2 separate regions of the Homo sapiens genome follow, and region 2 is linked to region 1. A link is a contact called in ENCODE Hi-C or POLR2A ChIA-PET data. All regions are on one chromosome and are shown on one strand. The core of a region is the stretch at or near the end of the contact, and the rest is flanking DNA. Distances in the headings are between cores, read along the strand shown. Region 1 has its middle 16 kb from the start of TRAT1. Region 2 has its middle 41 kb from the start of TRAT1.

Region 1 (4,192 bases), core at 1,561-4,060:
AATAGAAAGATAATTGGAAAATCTCCAAATATTTTGCAATTAAATGACAGACGTCTAAATAACAGATTAGTCAAGGAAGAAATCAAAAGAGAACTTGTAAAACACTTCAAAAGAAAATAAAAATACAACATATCAAAATTTATGGTATGCAGCTAAGCAATGTTTAGAGGTAAATTCATCGCATGAAATGCTTCTATAATAAAGGAAGAAAAGTCTCCATCATATCTTTCACCTTGAGAAGCAAGAAGGAAAAAGTAAAACACAAAGTAGACAGAAGAAAATTCAATAAAGATCAAAGCAAAAAACAATGAAATAGGAACAGAAACACAACAGAAAAAAATGGATGGAACCCAAAGCTGTTTTTTTGTAAAGATCCACAACATTAATAAACATTAAGTACAAACCAAATAAGAATTAAAAGAATTATAAGGAAATATTATGAACAACTTTCTTCCTACAAACTTAACACTTAGATGAAATAGATAAATTCCTAGAAAAACACAAATTACAAAAATGATTCAGAAGTAATAGAAAAATGGAATAGATCTATCAAAATAAGTAATTTAATTCGTAATTAAAAACAAGAGAAGAAAGGTTTCTGTGAAAAAGATTTTACTTTGTAAAATTCTATGTTATTTGAATCTTTTATTGAATACAATCGGTATGTAGTCCTGAATGATTTATGTGGTAACAAAAATGCCTATCTCTGCTATCTATAGTTATTAGAGATTCAGATTCAGGGAGGGGAGGGGTCAGGTTCCTGTAGGCCCATGATGATGCAAGTGGCCCAGTGATGAGGGTATGTCCTTGGTAAGGTGATTCTCTTCAGTTGAGGCAATACCTGAAGGGAGCTGATAGCTTGAGGCTAGTCTTCAAGAAACCCTCCCAGCAGCTGGGTAATCAGCACTTTATTCCTGAAGGGGGATCTGGGTGGTACATTACAGTGTTCATTACAATTTGAAAATAACGAATGAGGTACACTAAATTTGTCTTACAACAGAGCCTGTATAGCAGATGCTATTAGTTGCCTAGTCAAAATTCAACTTCTCCCTGTGGTCTCATTTGTTTGAAACAATGAATGTGCCCAACCCACATAGGGGAACATAGGCACCTAAACCAATTATGAGAAACCTAGTCACTGATTTTCTTTTCTTTCTTTTTATTTTTTTTGAGATGGAGTCTTACTCTGTTGCCAGTCTGGAGTGCAGTGGCGCGATCTTGGCTCACTGGAACCTCTGACTCCCTGGTTCAAGCGATTCTCCTGCCTCAGCCTCCCAAGTAGCTGGGATTACAGGTGCGTGCCACCACGACCAGCTAATTTTTGTATTTTTAGTAGAGATGGGGTTTCAACACGTTGGCCAGGATGGTCTCATTCTCCTGACCTCATGATCCGCCCGCCTCGGCCTCCCAAAGTGCTGGGATTACAGGCATGAGCCACCACGCTCTGCCTATTCACTGATTTTCTGAAGCCTCCCGCTGCCCTCCCATCCTTCACAGTTGTTAGATGTAGTAGATCATGTAGCCTGATTCCAGATAATAAGACCCAAGGAAGTGTTTGCTATAGGGATTATGAAAAATATTTTGTTTTATTCATTGTTTAAAATTTATTTGTTTATTTTTTTGAGATGAGTCTCTCTCTGTCGCCCAGGCTGGAGTGCAGTGGTGCGATCTCAGCTCACTGCAACGTCTGCCTCCCGGGTTAAAGCAATTCTCCTGCCTCAGCCTCCGGAGTAGCTGGGACTACAGGCGCCCGCCACCACGCCAGGCTAATTTTTTGTATTTTTAGTAGAGACGGGGTTTCACCATGTTAGCCAGGATGGTCTTGATCTCCTGACCTCATGATCCGCGCACCTCAGCCTCCCAAAGTGCTGGGATTACAGGAGTGAGCCACCGTGCCCGGCCTTGTTTTATTGTTAAAAGGTACAGATAAAGCTGACATCCCCTGACCTCTCCTAATACACCTTCCTCTTTCTTGAACACAGCTACAGTGCTTTTAGCTGCAGCAGCCTTCTTATAACCAAGAGGAGGAGGTCAGGAAAACTTCTGAGTGTGTTCTGACGTTGCTGAGCTGCTGAAAAGCCATAAATCTATCTCTGGGTTTCTTGCTTTTTAAAGAAAAATAATCCATAATTGTTTAAGTAGCTAAAATGGATTATTCTGTTACTTGCAGCAAAGCATAATCCAAACAGATCCTAGAATTATAAAATGGGATGGTAACTCTATTGAGGATTTTGTTAAAATATATAGTTGATATGTATGATGGGTGCATGTGTTTACCAAATTGTGGTGTATTTTTAATAAATTTGAAAACATCAAATACTATACCCTCCTTCTGGGGTTTCATGTTGCACATTAGCCTTAATGGTGTTAAAGATTAGCATTTAGATGTTCTGTCATAAACATGACTATTTCAAGTTTATGCTTCAGAAAAATATGCTTCTTAAATTTTATCTTAAATATATTTGACCAAAAATCACCTGTTAAAACTTTACCTACTAATACAGAATAGATTGGGAAACATTATTTCGCTTGTGTTCTAACTCACAGTCCACTAACTCATTCCCTATTTCTGTGATTGCTTTCTGAAGTAGTGTTCCTAGGAGTATCCGGTTTAAGTTGAATTAAGTCAAAACAGTAAAATATAGTTACTTTTTTTCTTATGCCTATGATTAGATTACTCCACCAAGCAAACTAGCTCTGACGTATTGACATGTTGAGTTGTGTTTTAGGATGTGGTCAAAGCCCAACAGAGAAATATGTGTAGCAGCACATTTGCAGCATCATTTGCTGGTCACAACTAACATCCTGTGTCTTTCTACACCAGTTATTTTTATCTGCCTGCAATCAGTCCCCTTTCACTGCTCTACCATTTTGCTTACTGACAGTGCAGAAACAGAGATAAGAGGTAGAGTATGCAGCTTCCTATGCGGAAGGAGTTCTTCTATTTTGACAAAGGAAGTGATAGTTGTGGCCACCTTAACAAAAGTCCTGAGTTGCATTTGATTGTGTAGCTTCACGGCCTGGTATCTCTATATATTATATCGTGATCTGCTGAGAGGGGCTTAAGTACACTCCCTCCCAGCCATTCTTGTGTGAATGACTGGATATGAGGCTTGCTTTGCTCTTTCACCTGCTTCTTTAAAAATGCTTTATTTTTATTTGTAGTGATTCAGGCATTCTGAAGAGTGACACAGGATGTCTTGTAGATCTTAATTTAATTAAGAAATTAAAACTCGCTGAAACCTAACTTTTTTTCTTCCTCCATCTTCCACATCTTGATAATAGCACTATCATCACCCAGAAATCTAGTTCCAGCCAGAAATCTGGAACTCATTCTTGCTACCTTGGCATACTCTCTCTGTTGCCCAGGCTGGAGTGCAATGGTGTAATCTTGGCTCACTGCAACCTCTGCCTCCTGGGTTCAAATGATTCTCGTGCCTTAGCCTCCCCAGTAGCTGGAATTGGTGTTGGACAGGTGCCCAACACCAAGTCCTGTTAATTTGTGTACTTTTAGTAGAGGTGAGGTTTTTACCCTGTTGTCCAGGCTGGTCTTGAACTCCTGACCTCAAGTGATCCGCCCGCCTTGGCCTCCCAAAGTGCTAGGATTACAGGCGTGAGCCAACATGCCTGGCCAGAAGACCTGGTAATTCATTCACACCATTCCTCTACTGCCTCCTCCAGGCCAAGCATTATCATCCCTAGCCTCCCTACCTCTTTCTACACTTACGGGTTTTATGACCCCTTCCCCACATAGCCTCCAGAATAATATTTTTAAAACTATTTTAGATCAAGCCACTCCCTTAATTAATGGGAGTTTTCAATGGCTTTACATTGCACTGAGATTAAAATTTCAACTCCTTCCCATCCCCTAAGACCCTGCAGAGTCTGGACCCTGCCCTGTTTTCCAATTTCAATATTTAACACTTTCTCTTCTGCTCTCTACTCTAGAGCAAATGTTAGCAAACTACATACAGCCCATGGGCCAAATCCACCCTATCATTTGTTTTTGCAGATGAAGTTTTATTGGAACATACCGACATTCATTCCTTTATGTATCATCTGTGCCTGTTATTATACTACAGTAACAGACTTGAATAGTTCCAACAGAGAACATATTGTCTGCAAAGCCTAAAATATTACCATCAAGGCCTTTAGAACAAGTTTGCCAACCCCGCCTTTAGAGCCTCATTGG
Region 2 (4,326 bases), core at 1,000-3,499, 57 kb before region 1:
CTGAGACTGGGCAATTTACAAAAGAAAGAGGTTTAATTAAACTTACATTTCCACGCGTCTGGGGAAGCCTCACAATCATGGCGGAAGGCAAGGAGGAGTAAGTCACATCTCACATGGACGGCACCAGGCAGAGAGAAGCGCTTGTGTAGGGAAATTTCCCTTTTTATAACCATCAGATCTTGTGAGACTTATTCAATATCACAAGAACAGCACAGGAAAGACCTGCGCCCATGATTCAGATGCAATTACCTCCCACTGTGTCCCTCCAACAACACGTGGAAATTCAGGATGAGATTTGGGTGGGGACACAACCCAACCATATCAAATTCCATTATCTTTCTGGCTTGTATTGCTGCATTTGAGGAGTCAACTGTCAGAATAATAACTTCTTTATAATGACCTTTTTTCTCTGGCTACTTTAAGATCATCTCTTAGTCTTTGGTGTTCTGCAAATTCAGTATAAAGCATCTAGATATGGATTCACTGCACTTCCTAAATCTGCTTATTGATTTAATATCATTTCTGGAAAATTTTCAGGTATTTCGAATATTGCAAATTTTCCATTTTTATTCTCTTCAAGAACGTCAGTTACCTCTACATAAAGCTTCTTACTCTCTCTTTCAAGTATCTTAACATTTTTCATGTTTGTCATCTCTTTATACTTCATACTGAGTCATTTCTTCAGTTACTATCAATCACTAGCTATTTTAACTGATTTAACATCAAATGTTTTATATATTTCAAATAGCAAATATCTATATTTCTTTTCTAAAAGTTCTTTTTTCAAACTTGATTGGTCAATTTTGTTAATATGTTTTCTTCTCTTCATCTTTCCAATGCCCTAATTTATTATTTTAAAATGTAAAGAGTTATATTATAACATGTATATAATTCCAATATTTTGGAGGGTCTGGTGAGAATTTTGCTTGTTTGTTTGTTTTTTGAAATGGAGTCTCACTCTGTCGCCCAGGCTGGAGTGCAGTGGCGCTATCTCGGCTCACTGCAAGCTCCGCCTCCCGGGTTCAGGCCATTCTCCTGCCTCAGCCTCCCGAGTAGCTGGGACTACAGGCGCCTGCCACCACGCCCGGCTAATTTTTTTGTATTTTTAGTAGAGACGTGGTTTCACCATGTTAACCAGGATGGTCTCAATCTCCTGACCTCGTGATCCGCCCGCCTTGGCCTCCCAAAGTGCTGGGATTACAGGCGTGAGGCACCGCGCCCGGCCGAGAATTTTTAACACAGATAAATGAAATAAAGCCCTAATTCAGATGTTTATAATTTATCTGAGATTCAAAAATGGCTCTGACACATTGTTAAAGTGCTAAGTAGAGGACCAGGTCGTGTGATTTTGGAATATATAGTAAGGACAACAAATTTACATAATGCCGTTGAAGGGGCAGGTCAAAGGAGGCTTAATGAAGGTTGTGATGTTTAAGCTAAATCTCAAGGATGGGGAAGATTATCTTAGGCAGGGAAAGTTGAATCACAGAGCCTTGAAAATGCATGGTATGCTTAGGAAGCAGTAGTCAAGTGTGGTTGGTATATAGGAGATGCTGTGAATGAATACAATTTGAAAGATGTTTGGGGACTGGGCAAAGAAGACATAAGATGCTAGTTAAGTAGTTTTGATAGAGATGAGACAACCAAGGGTCCCCGGCGAAACCTCGCCTTCAAGCCTAAAACGGCCTGAAGGCTGAAAAACCAGACTGCTGGTCCCAGATGAAGCTGCCCTCTCCTGACTGAATACTGCCCACCTGCGCACTGGGAGGACAGGGTGCAGCCTCGGGAAGTTCATGCCATTGGCAGGGGGAGGAGCCTGGCCTCTTCAGTTCCTGGTTGGTGACCTGGAATTCAATCTGTGAGGTGGAAAACCTGCTAGCAGGACTTTCTCTCACTTTGCTGAGAGTTATTTTTCCTTTTTCCTTTTCACCCAATAATTTCTACTCCTCACCCTTCTATGTGTCTGTGAGCCTAATCCTTCCTGGTCATGTGACAAGAACCCGGTTTTAGCTGAACTAAGGAGAAAGTTCTGCAACAGTTTGGCCTTTCACATCTAAATAAATGCTTATCAAATGGTGATTCAAGGGTCATATTACATAAGAATCACCAGGCTGTTAATGCGTAGATTTCTAGGCTCCAATAGAAAACTTATGAGTCAGAATCACTGAAGTATGTGACTCACATATGTATGCTTTATAAAATCCCCTGGTGATTTTTTACTTCTCATTGAAGTTTGAGAACAATTGGTCTAAGCAATGAAAATCAGTAGGGGTTTTTTAAAAGAGGAGGGAAATAATCTGAGCTATGTCTTAGACACACTCTGAGAGTAAGCAGAAGACTTGGGGAAGAGAGATAAATCACAAGTCTATTGTAGTAAGTCAGGTGAAAGATGCCATGAGCCTGGATGAGGGAAAAAGAAAAATGAAATGGGATATAGTAACAAAATCCACAGGCCTTTGTCCCTTAATTGGGTAAGAGGCAAGGGTGAGGGCTGAGTAAACTGCCCCAAGTGATTTTGGTTGTATTCTCCCATCTCTCTGCTCAGTCTCTTGGTTCTGGCTTCATCCTCAGAGTAGTAACAAGATGACTGCAGCAGTTCTGGGTGTCATATCAGATGCAAAAGTGCTCAGATAGGTGATGAGAAACCATTTCTTCCTGTGGCTCTGTTACAATACCCTTGAACTAATTATGCCCCACCTTGATTTCCTTTTCTCACCTGGGGAACGGCTCGATTTCCTGTGAGACACGTGGCTGAATGAGGGTGGGGAAAGTGCATATGCAAAACCGGGGACTGTTGTTGATAGCCCCAAACACCGACTGGGCACTGGGTTGGCCATTACACTGGAATAGTGACTAGCACATAGTGGGCTTACACAAATTTTTGTAGGAAGAATGCCTTACAGGGTCATTTTGAAAATAACAGCTCCTTGCATTTTGCCTACTTCTCCATTTTACTACCTCAGCTGCCCCTTCTTATAATAGCTTGTTAGGTAGATTTAAATAGATATTGTTCCCGATAAATTAGCTAGACCCTTCATCTCTGTGTTAAAAAAAAGTTGCAGTCATAGGCTTTAACTTTTCCATTATGCCTGTCAGAAAAAAAGAAAGTGCCAGTGATTATTTTTTTGTATGACCTAGTAATCTTTCAAGCATTTATATTGTTTAAAAACACTGAGGTGGCCGGGTATGGTGACTCACACTTGTAATCCCAGAAGTTTGGGAGGCTGAGGTGGGTGGATCATTTGAGGTCAGGAGTTCGAGACCAGCCTGACCAACATGGTGAAACCCCATCTCTACTAGAAATACAAAAAAAATTAGCAGGGCATGGTGGAGGATGTCTGTAGCCCCAGCTACTTGGGAGGCTGAGGCAGGAGAATCGCTTGAACCTGGGAGGTGGAGGTTGCAGTGAGCTGAGATTGTGCCACTGCACCCCAGCCTGGGTGACAGAGCGATACTCCATCTCAAAAACAAACAAACAAACAAACAAGCACTGAGGTGTCAATTATAATATTACAAGGGCAAGTAAGATAACCAATCAGAATTGCACGTTTCTTCTGGTTATTATCACAGGGCATTGCAACAAACTAGTCTTCAAAGTCTTAGAAGAATCTCTTCTAACCATACTTCCAAGGACAAATTTATATTAACAGAGAATAGAAGAAGTTGGCAACAGTTATGAATATTCACACAAGTCTCCTTGTTGCACAGAAGCAAGATTGATATTCTTGTGAATGTTCTTAATTTAATACCTTATCACATCAGACTATTTGAATTTATTTTATGATGCAGAAAGCTCTATCTTGTAACTTCAGGAGAGAGGGGACATCTCTTCATCTTTTTTAGCCACCTATTGTTGATTGTGAAGACTTGCATTTTTTAAGGCCAGGCTTAGGAACTTCATTACTTAGCATAAGAAGTGAAAAGCAGGCCTAAGACTTCATTTTTATTTGCAGAAATGGAATAAAGGATGAATAGGATTTTACTTAGTGAGAGAAGGAGTGTGTGGCATTAATCTACCACATTCTGATTTTGCTAATGAGGAATATGCTAATGTCACAAGAGTGGCAAAATTGACAAGAAGATGTCAACAAGCACAAGAAAAGGTCTTTCTTTCTTAAGGTAATCAAAGGTTTAGACACTTAGAGAGCAGGGGACACTGCAGCACTTCTGTCCAGAGAAACAAGTTTCCCTGCTCTCCTAAATCCCCTGCAACAAGAGGCTGCAGCTCCTGCCTCCCAATTAGAATCTGACTGTTCCACTTCTTTGTTCTTTTTCCCAAACCAGTACTTAGCATTAAACTCTGCAGACGGCTTTATTTGTCTATTG

What was found. Hi-C counts contacts between places; a loop is a spot of excess contacts on that map. ChIA-PET counts read pairs that join two places held with the same protein, here RNA polymerase II (POLR2A). Pooled maps may share reads with other maps.
Region 2: a loop to region 1 is called in a pooled map, with 5 times the contacts of the local background. The contact joins two enhancer-like sites. A Hi-C loop is called at or near these places in 1 of 168 maps with a recorded cell type or tissue (PC-9) and 5 of 50 pooled maps. POLR2A ChIA-PET finds 5 or more read pairs at or near these places in 1 of 52 experiments (activated naive CD4-positive, alpha-beta T cell).

Annotation. Positions count from the first base shown.
Region 1 is chr3:108,805,174-108,809,365 of GRCh38, reverse strand. No RefSeq gene overlaps it. Among named protein-coding and RNA genes, the nearest start is that of TRAT1, 16 kb to the left of the region's middle. Within about 2 kb of position 2,810, at least 2 of the 41 ENCODE cell types and tissues checked have a DNase peak (open chromatin) inside an H3K27ac peak, as active enhancers do.
Region 2 is chr3:108,861,399-108,865,724 of GRCh38, reverse strand. No RefSeq gene overlaps it. Among named protein-coding and RNA genes, the nearest start is that of TRAT1, 41 kb to the right of the region's middle. Within about 2 kb of position 2,249, at least 6 of the 41 ENCODE cell types and tissues checked have a DNase peak (open chromatin) inside an H3K27ac peak, as active enhancers do.